Linked DNA regions of Homo sapiens: region 1 is linked to region 2. Evidence: chromatin contacts called from ENCODE Hi-C or POLR2A ChIA-PET data. All regions are on one chromosome and are shown on one strand. The core of a region is the stretch at or near the end of the contact, and the rest is flanking DNA. Distances in the headings are between cores, read along the strand shown.

Region 1 (5,218 bases), core at 610-3,109, 50 kb after region 2:
AAATGACATCTATATCCATGTTGTACCATTGTTAATTTCCTTGTTTTGATATTGCACTATATTTATGTAAGATGTAACCACTGAAGGACTTGGTGAAAGGTACAGGGACATCTCCATACTACCTTTGCAACTTCCCGTGAATCTTTAATTAGTTTAGAGCAAAAAGTGTTAATTTCATGTTTGTGTTAAAAAAAAAAAAAAGGAAGTTATAGACTGCCAATCTCTTGGACCAGGATAATAGAACTTTATGAACACAGAGATTAAAGCCTATTTAACCACAGTTTGCCCATGATGGTAACTTTGATCAGAAAGAATCTCACAAGCTGGGACCCAACAGGACCAAGTAATCCATGTCATGATTATTACACGTTATCAGCCTTCCAGGGAAGTGGAATTTACAAGCTTTCCCTTTGGCATGGGGCCCAGGTGATGGCCTCCTATTGAGCAGAGTCCCCAGCAATAATTACCCTGCATGTCAAAGGCCTCATTTCCCCAAAACAGTAAACCATAAAATGTAGCCCATATTCTCTCCATGTATATCACTCAATATCACACCGTAGAGGCATATAACTGATAATATTGCCTCTGGCCCATGCCAAATTGCAAGTGGTAGATTTTTTTTTTCCTTCCGAATTAAGAAACACAAGATTTACCCCTTTTCTTGGAAAAGTGTTAAGAGTCTAGCACCCCCAATAACTAGGGTCTACAAATGTCTAAAAGTTATTAATCTTGGTCTGTCTTAACTACCAATTCTCTTAATTTGGGTAACCTCAATTTTGTTGTTGTTTTTTTTTTTTTGAGACAGAGTCTCGCGCTGTCGCCCAGGCTGGAGTGCAGTGGCGCCATCTGGGCTCACTGCAATCCCCGCCTCCCGGGTTCAAGCAATTCTCCTGCCTCAGCCTCCCTAGTAGCTGGGATTACATGTGTGCACCATCACACCCAGCTAGTTTTTGTATTTTTATTAGAGACGGGGTTTCATCATGTTGGCCAGGCTGGTCTCGAACTCCTAACCTCAGGTGATCCACCTGCCTCTGCTTCCCAAAGTGCTGAGATTACAGGCGTGAGACACTGCACCTGGCCTGGGTGACCTCAAATTTTTAAATGAAGGGATTGGAGGTAACATCTAGGATTTTATCTAGTTCTGTCTTCTATGATTCAAACCCCAAATTCTCCACTGCAATGACTGCTTCTGGAATAAATATTCCTGGTTGCCTGTCTCTGAAAAAAAGCTCTCACATAAGGCTAATGAGAGGCGAAACTAAGGCAGGATCTCTCCTTTCAAGACCACATAGTCAGGGTTGTTTAATAAGCACACAAAGTAGAGACATATTTACCCATTCACCATGAAAAAACACCCCTATAAAAGGCCCAATACCTGGGCTTAATAGCTTCATTTCTTGTGTGATCTTGCAGTGTACATCAAAAAATTAACAAATAACATCCAGTGACATGATCTTGGCTCACTACAACCTCCGCCTCCCGGGTTCAAGCGATTCTCCTGTCTCAGCCTCCCTAGTAGCTGGGATTACAGGCATGCACCACCACACCCGGCTAATTTTGTATTTTTAGTGGAGATGGGGTTTCTTTCTCCATATTGGTCAGGATGGTCTCTCTCGAACTACCGACCTCAGGTGATCAGCCCGCCTTACGCCTCCCAAAGTGCTGGGATTACAGGCGTGAGCCACCGCCCCTGGCTCCCCCACCGGCAATTTCTAAAATGTATCGGTCTCCTCCCAAGCCCTTGTTCCTTCATCCCCCACCCGGGGCAGATTCAGACAAGCATTTATTTTAGTTCCTAAGCCGCGCGGTGCTCCCAGCTTCCGCGCCTCTGGGCGGCCCACACCCCTCCCCATCCTCTCCTCCGCGCCGCCGTCTTCGTTGCTCTTGGGTGGCCGCGGCGCCCGCTCCCTCTGAATTCGCCGGGCAGGGATACAGCCGCCCGGGGCCTCTTGCTCGTGCTTGGTTTTCCGGACCTTGCTTCCTAAAGGGTCTTTAGGGGTTCCCGGACTCCTCCGCCTGGGAGCCTCTATCCGCCTGGGAGCCTCTATGCGCCCCGCAAAGCCCCCGGCAGAGCCGAGGGGAGGCTTCATTGGCGACCTGGTGGGGCCTCGCGGCCCTGCTCCCTGACGTCAGCGCCGCCGCGGTGATTTAACAGCTTTTGTTTTGGGCAGAAGAACCTATGGGCACAAAAAGCAGGAACGAGTAGCGGTGGCTGAAGAACGAGCAGGAGCTTGAATTTCAGTTTTCTTATGAGGAATTTTCCAGAAAAGATATCTTCACTGTGAAATAACTAAATAAATGCCCACTCAGTACAGTAAGTATTGATATCGTCCTATAGCATTTGGCTAGAAAGTGGTGTCAATAGGGTTTTTCCTTCAGACTTTGCAATACTGTTCAGAAGGGCCAATGCCAATCCTTCTGTGAGGAAGTTTTTTTCTTCCTAAATATGTTAATTGCCTCAACTTGGACTAACGGTCACACTTGTGAATATGAGTGTAAGAAACAGTTTATTTCTCACATGTATGAAAAGGAAATTTTCTTTCATCTATCTCAGGCCCCTATTCAGCGTAAAATCAAGATTATTTAACTTGCAAGATTAAACAACGACCTTATTTCAAATGAAATAAAATTCAGTCTGATCAGAAACCCCTTGGAGCAGTTTATATTAACCTAATTATCTTTTTACTGCAGTAAGTTAATTGAGGATTATGGAATGCATCTAAAAAGCAGTTATATTTACAGGTCCCAAAATTAAATGCTAAGGAAAAGCATTTCTGCAAACCCAGGTAGTACGGACAAACCGAAGGGAGTTTTATTCTGTCAAGTTTTACTCTAAATTCAATCGTTGATCAGCTAGATCTCGGCTTGGTTATTCTTGGAGGAGCTGCCTTGCAAATGATTCCACTCTGAGCTCGCCGGCCACAGTAGCGTGAAATGGATGGCAGTCAGTTTCCTCTTCCTAAGACTGGGTGTGGTTTCTCTGGGCAGACTACACAGTGGCGACTCTGGCGGGATTTGAGGAGCCTGGAGAGGCCCACCACGTGTGTGTCTCCCCCTAGTGACCAACGGGCTGAAGTTCCTGTGGTTAAAGGCAATTGCTGATTTTGTCATTAGCAGGAAGGTGAAGCTCAACGACCTCCTGCGTGTACAGCACCATTCTAGAAGCTGGATGTGTTTAAAGATATGATGCAATATGTACCCAGAAGGCATAAGACTAGATCACTAGGGTACAAATTAAAATATCAAGTTGCATACGCTGAGTATGGGATTAGGTCAGCGGAACACGCTTTGGAAAACACTGCTTTAACGACCTCATTCTGAGTCCCTGTAATGCTTAAGATTATAGCACAGTTTAGGCACCTTATATACATTATGATGGAATGCTTTCCTAGAGTGATATTCTGTGGTGGAAAGAGCAAATCAAAGGTCTTTGTGTTCTCTGTGACCGTGGAAGAAATTGCCATTAAGTAGTAATATAAATAGGGGTTTTAAAAAACGTGGGAAAAGTCTGAAGAAGCATTTGCAGAAACTCCTTACAAAGTCAGTGACAGCTAGGCCAGGCCAAGGTGGGCGGATCACTTAAGGCCAGGAGTTTGAGACCAGCCTGGCCAACATGGCAAAACCCTGTCTCTACTAAAAATACAAAAATTAGCTGAGCGTGGGTGGCTGAGATGGGAGAATTGCTTGAACCCAGGAGGCAGAGGTTGCAGTGAGCTGAGATCGCACCACTGCACTCCAGTCTAGGCAACAGTGCAAGACTCTGTCTCCAAGAAAAAAAGGAAAAAAAGACATGTACTGTAAATGTAAAATATAAAATATAGGCTGGATTTCAGAGACATAGTATGTAAAAAAGAATGTAAAATATCTTAATAATTTTTATATTTATTACATGTTAAAATGATAATGTTTTTGACATATTAGGTTAAATAGAATATAATTCAATCAGTTTCTTTTCTCAAAGAGTGTGGCTACTAGAAATGTTTAAATTATGTATATGGTTTGCATTATATTTTTTCAGACAGTGCCGATGTAATAGTAACAAAAAGTCTCAGCCTCATTTAAGATAAAAGGCCATCATCAGACAATGCAGGACAGATTGTAACAATAGGAAGTACTACAGAGATTCAGAGAATGCCATAAATAACCTTGGAATCCTGTGCTTGGGTAAAACATTTGCTTTTTACTTAGCTGATCCCTTAAAGCCTGTTAAGTTGAAATGTTACAGAGGGAATTTTATATTAGAGTTGGCCACCTCAATTTCATAACTTTTTAAGGAGAAAATGGCTTACATTTGTGCATCTTCAAGGTTTTCAAAGCATTTGCACATTTATTATCTCATTTCATCTTTCTAACCTGAGAGGAAGGTAGAGCAGTTTATCCCCATTTTACTGGTAAGGAAACTGAGGCTCAAAGAGTTCATGTGATGTGAAGAATATTGGAATTAAGGATGCCAGAGAACAATGACTCAGAGTGACCAAGTCATTATGGGGTCCATTTGGAGGTCTCTATGTAGAGGGAGAGCTTCCTCAGGGACTCCTGCAGACATCTCCTTATTGGAGGACAGGAGGAAGCTTGAAGACACTTTTCCCCACTCGGACTCAGTACTGAGTACTTTTCCACTCTAAGTCCTTCACCTTCTCCTCATCCCAGGCCCTGGGTCCATAAAACTGCAGGAGCCTTTTGTTCAAGGGTTCTCTCAGCAAAGCTGTGCTGATCCACCTGACCCTGGATTGGTGCCATTCTATCACAGCATGGGATTAAAGCCTTGACCCTTCCTTTCATATTGGCTTATTGTCTTCACTGCTTTTCTGACTTCTGGCACCTCAACTCTCTGGAACTAAGCTCGGCCCTTGACAGTTAGACCTGCTGTCTCTTCCCACTCTGACTTCCCTCTTGTCTCCCATCCCAATACTCTTCCTTGCTCTGGCTAGGCACAACCCCCGACTTTAAAGTTTTGGAGTGATCACGGGCATTTCTGGGATTTGGCCAAGGGATAAATTGAGTTGAGACTACATTGAGTTTGGGTTTAATGGGATATATGTATGTGGTTTGTAGTCACATCCATGTATAGTTAAGTAATGGTCATACCACTACTGGAATGGTTTCTAGGAATACTCCTACTAGTGACTATGCGGGTTCACATACACCCTACATATAAAAGCAGGGCCAGAGGTCACACTATGATATGAATGTGACCTATTGCTTGGCATCAGAAATA
Region 2 (5,043 bases), core at 1,996-4,495:
GTGGAGGGGAGATGTAGGTCAAAGGACACAAAGTAGCAAATGTGTAGGATGAACAAGTAGAAAGATCTAATCTACATTGTGAAGATTATAGTTAATAATAGTGTGTTATATTCAGGACTTTTGCTAAATTAGTAGATTATAGCTGTTCTTGCCACAGCGCGGTGGGGGGGCGGGAAATGGATAAGACGATGGATATGTTAATTTGTTCCACCACAGTAACCGTTTTATTACATATATGTATCTTATGACATCATGTTGTATACATTAAATATATACACAATAAATTTTTTAAAGCTAACCATTTTACTACTTATATGTATCTTATAACATCATACTATATACCTTAAATACATACACAATAAAAAAAATTTTTAAGCCTCCATTGAAACTACATATTTTCAACAGACACACAAATTCTCTATGCTAGGCAAAGAAACAAAAGAACTTTTCTATGACTATTGCATGAACTTTTTTGGAAGCGTTATTTTAAAATGGATGAAGAGCTTGCTTTTAGAGCTACCAGCAGGATTAATGTAATCCAGCTATCAAGTTATTACCTTTAAATTGATGATGACAGAATGTAGCACATAAATCAATAGATCGTGAATCCCTTGTGATCCTGCCATTTTCCCCCTGTAATTCAGCCACTCTATTTTATGCTAAAAATTTCCACTTTTATAAATACCTTTCTCAAATAAGGAAATACCTATTTTAGAATACTTTGCATATTATAGAAACTCTGTTATTATAAAAATAGATGTTGGAAAGTCACCCTTTCTGTAGTTCACGATTGAAGACTGCCTCAGATTTTACCAATGCTAATTTGTTAGGTATGTAGGAAATGGGGAGGGGGTGTTGTTTTTATTGTTGCTTTTAAATCAAAGCACTTTAACAACAAGATATTCCTGTCTGAGAAAGCAACGCAAGTGCTGTTCTTAAAGGCATATCATTTCCTACCTCCAAGAGAACCAGTCAAAACTTCTTGATCAGCCACCTGTTTTATGTTGGCAGAATGCATAAAATGCTCTTTTTGGGTGCATGCTTTTGGAGAATATTTTTGGATAGTTCTAAATTATTTATGTGAGACTTTATGCTACACAGAACTGCTCAAATATGATAATCAAATATGGCAAGTAAACTTGTTCCCTATTCTTTCTAGGGATTATAAGTTAATTTCTAAATATTGATACTTTGCATTGATCTTGATATTTTACATGCTACTTCCAGATTTTTGTTGGCCTGTCTGGTATAAAAAACAAATTTTTCACTCTGATCAATTGCCATTGTAATATTTGTGTGGAGTATAGATATCCTGATAAAGATTCCTTTTGAAGGCTGATTTTTAATTAGACTATTACATAGCCTTTCCAAAAAATGCCTATTTGTGAGTGAAAGTCTGGAGAAATTTATAATGTTGTGTATTCTTTCTGCACATATCTGACAGTTTTTTCTCACTTTTCTCCCCACCCAGTGCATTCTCTTTTGAAGTCTGCATTTAATAGCATAGCTATAGAGAAGGAGAAGCTGAAGCAGATGGTTTCCGAGCAGGATCACAGTAAAGGCCACAGCACGCAGATGGCACGGCTCCGACAGTCACTGTCTCAGGTAGGCAAAGAGTGTGTGTTTGCATGTACATGACACACTCCCAACCCTGTAAGATGAAAGATCAAAAGATGGGGGGCTGGCAGGGAGGTGGCTAGTCATGGGGATAGTACAGTTTGCAGAATTTCCCCCAAAAGACTGCAGTGTCAGTATTAGATTTTACTACTTTTCTTCCCCAAAATTTCAAGGTAAGAGTGAAAATAAACCAAACTTGCTTGTAAGCGTATAATGGTAATTTTGGCCAATTGAACACTTAATGCTTCTCTAAGGTCATTTATAAGGTAGCCCCTCATTTTAAAAAAAGAATTATGCATTTATTTGACCTATACATCTGAAATGTGTTCCAGGATATATTCAGTCCAATAGTGAATATTTTTTAAAAATGTACTAGATCTTCCACACTTAATATTTTTCCCACTTACATCTTAATCTGTTTAAAATTACTGATTACTATCACTCATTTTTTTCTTTTCTGATTTGCACTCTTGAGGTTTTCTTCCTAAGTTATGCTCCCTGAACTAGACTTTTATATTTCAATATATATTATAGAGTTGATCTTATTAATACTAATCAAATCCCTATGTATCTATATCAAAGTTGAAATTTCTGATAAAAATCCTTTAGAGCTGTGCTTATGCTTTTTTCAACTGAGTAGTTCCTTAGAAGTAAGTATTTTCTTTAGTCTATAAATGCACTGACTTAACTCCTTTAAGAATTCAATGTCGTTATGTGATTTTGTGAGAACTCGGTGTCTATATAAAATATTATTCACTTCCTGGTGCCTTGGATCAGAGTGAAGGAGCAAGCAAATCCTGGGTAAGTGGTTCTCCGCGTGGAGCAGATCCTGCTTGAACAGTTTCCCTCGGTCCCTAAAAAGTAGACTTACACCGTGTCACCGTGTTTTACGTCCCTGAACTGTCGGCGTATTTTCAGTGTTAAGTTTCATGTCATGGATGTTGTTATATGGGCCACACTTTCTGCATTATCCATAAAACACTGTCAGCTGAGGGGCATATGCTGCTTCCAGTATAAAGCCAGGGGTCTCAGGAGCATGAGCGTGAAAATCCGCTACGATTCTGCCAGTCTTCAGAGGGCTTTATTTAGAAGAACATTTTAATGGCTTTCCCTGGACCCTTCTCATGTCATGGATCGGTCGAACACTCAGTTGACGTTAATTGGTCTTCCAAATCATTATTCTGAAAGTATCGTGAATCAGAAAGATCAAAATATTGGTCAAGTAAACATTCAAATGTCATCTTGTAAACATATAAAATACATTCTTGTCCCCCTAAGTGTTGCAATGATTCCTTCAGATGTATTTAATGATGGAGGCTTAGAGTTAGAAGTCAAGCTTTACTAAGAAAAACAAGAAAATGCATTTGTTTCTTGCTTGCCTGCTTGCTTGCTTTTATTTGCTTGTAGGTGAAACAGAGAATGGTAAATAAAGATCTCGGGTCGGGCTTCAGGTGAGATTAGAAATAATTATGAAGAGAAATTTTACAACAGTTATTCATTTGTTCATTCCCTTATTCATTGTATTCCATTCGGGTGACTATATGCTAGGTATTGTGCAAGGTACAGAACACCAAGGTTAAAGTAGCCCTGGCCATGTTCCCAGCAAGCTCGTGATCTGATTCATGAGATGAGCAGGAAACAGTGAAATGGAGCACACCGTAGTACATTCAGAGCAGTACATGGTGGTGCACATTTCCCGGGCTCTGGTTGCTCAGAGGAATGGCAGATCCCTGAGTTGAGAGCAGAGCCACAGATCAGGCTTCTTGGAGGAATCAGACCTTGAACCTGGCCTGAGTAGACAGCAGCCGCTCACAAGGAAGGGTCTGATGCTAACATGATAAAAGTAAAATAAAGCAAAATTTGATCAACTGTGCTTCCTTGGGGTTAACATATTTCCCTCTCTTGTCAACACATATTTATTTGCATCTAAAGTTAGAGCCTCAATAGATTTTTGTTGGATTTTTTATTTTTATTTTTACAAAAAAATCTCAATTTTAGCCTTAAAAGATGTGAAAATAATTTGGAACTATTAAGTTTCAAATAGACCGTTACAGCCTATCCAGTAGATAATTCAGTGCTTGCAGCTGTGTGTCATCCCAGCATTTTGGTGATGTTCACATCCCCGTGTGTGTCCATGCCTTCCCCTCGGCGTAGTCGCACCCCCACTGGCCATCTATTCCCGTCACCTCTAAGTGTGGACTCCCTTTTGGAAACCACAGCAGCCTTTGCTTAAGGTATTTAAGTTTACTGACAGTTCTTTCCTTTCTAACAAATTGTTATTCATGGTTAGGCCGTTGGAGAGGTGTCTGGAGAATGGCAGGTAGTTCATAGTGGAAGAAGTAGGAGATGAAGAAGGAAGAATTACTCTTAAGAGTAGCTGATTAAGTAGGCAAGAACCAGCTCATCAGGGACTCCACAGAGGGTTTTGGATTTATCCTATCAGTTAACAATTTTAACTGGTAAATGATAATGCCAGAAATTAGAACTATTACAGCATATTTCTGCATATTAGAAAGATTACTCTGGTACAGTATGGAGGGTAGGTGGAATTGGGAGGCAAGGCTAGTTGGACAGATTCTTATGGTATTTGAGATAATTTGAGAATAGCTTGTACATTTGAGATATTTCTAAACTGAGGAAGTGCCATGCCAGCATTGGTGGAAGGAGGGAATACATTTCAAAGACACCCAGGAGGGAGAATCAGCATGGCTTGGAGATCAGCGGAATGTTAGAGAGGGACAAGGACACAGAGTCGAGACAGTCCAGGGTTTTTGCTTGGATAACTGGGTATGTGAAAGTTATTGTCCCCAAGGTGGGACTACAAGAGGAGCTGGTTTGCTTTAGGTATTTGATGATGGATTTCTGTGGAGATTGAGGTGTCTGTGGGGCATTTTACAGGCAATTAGATATTTATGTCTAGAGCTCAGAAGACAGGTCTAGGCTAGAGAGGAAGATGGATGCCCCTGCATATCAGGGCAGTTATAGATGTTGACGAGTTGCAATGCAGTCAGAATAAAATGGTCAGTGGTGCTCCTGCTGCTGTAGAGAACATTAACATTTAAACGACAGGCTGGCCGGGCGCGGTGGCTCAAAATAATCCCAGCACTTTGGGAGGCCGAGGTGGGTGGATCATGAGGTCAGGAGTTCGAGACCAGCCTGGCCAACAGGCGAAACCCCATCTCTACTGAAAATACAAAAATTAGCTGGGCGTGGTGGCGGGCGCCTATAATCCCAGCTGTTTGGGAGGTTGAGGCAGGAGAATCACTTGAACCCAGGAGGTGGAGGTTGCAATGAGCTGAGATCATGCCATTGCACTCCAGCCTGAGCAATGAGAGTGAAACTCCATCTCAAAAATAAATAAATAAAAAACTTATTTAAGTAGTCTAAAACTTTTAAAGCCTATGTTTTATTTGACATAAGTCCTAT

What was found. A loop is a pair of places that touch in the nucleus more often than their neighbours do. ChIA-PET counts read pairs that join two places held with the same protein, here RNA polymerase II (POLR2A). Pooled maps may share reads with other maps.
Region 1: POLR2A ChIA-PET joins it to region 2 with 13 read pairs in MCF 10A. The contact joins the promoter of CHROMR here to the enhancer-like site in region 2. A Hi-C loop is called at or near these places in 1 of 168 maps with a recorded cell type or tissue (endothelial cell of hepatic sinusoid) and 2 of 50 pooled maps. POLR2A ChIA-PET finds 5 or more read pairs at or near these places in 3 of 52 experiments (K562, MCF 10A and activated CD4-positive, alpha-beta T cell).

What each region holds. Positions count from the first base shown.
Region 1 is chr2:178,411,800-178,417,017 of GRCh38, forward strand. CHROMR (cholesterol induced regulator of metabolism RNA) reads left to right here and starts at 1,860. Exons shown (of 5, transcript NR_110204.1): 1 at 1,860-2,314. RefSeq lists enhancers at 1,624-2,199, 2,029-2,228, 2,730-2,989, 2,777-3,351.
Region 2 is chr2:178,360,211-178,365,253 of GRCh38, forward strand. OSBPL6 (oxysterol binding protein like 6) reads left to right here. Exons shown (of 25, transcript NM_032523.4): 13 at 1,472-1,605. Among named protein-coding and RNA genes, the nearest start is that of CHROMR, 51 kb to the right of the region's middle. RefSeq lists a silencer at 3,288-3,446. Within about 2 kb of position 3,246, at least 2 of the 41 ENCODE cell types and tissues checked have a DNase peak (open chromatin) inside an H3K27ac peak, as active enhancers do.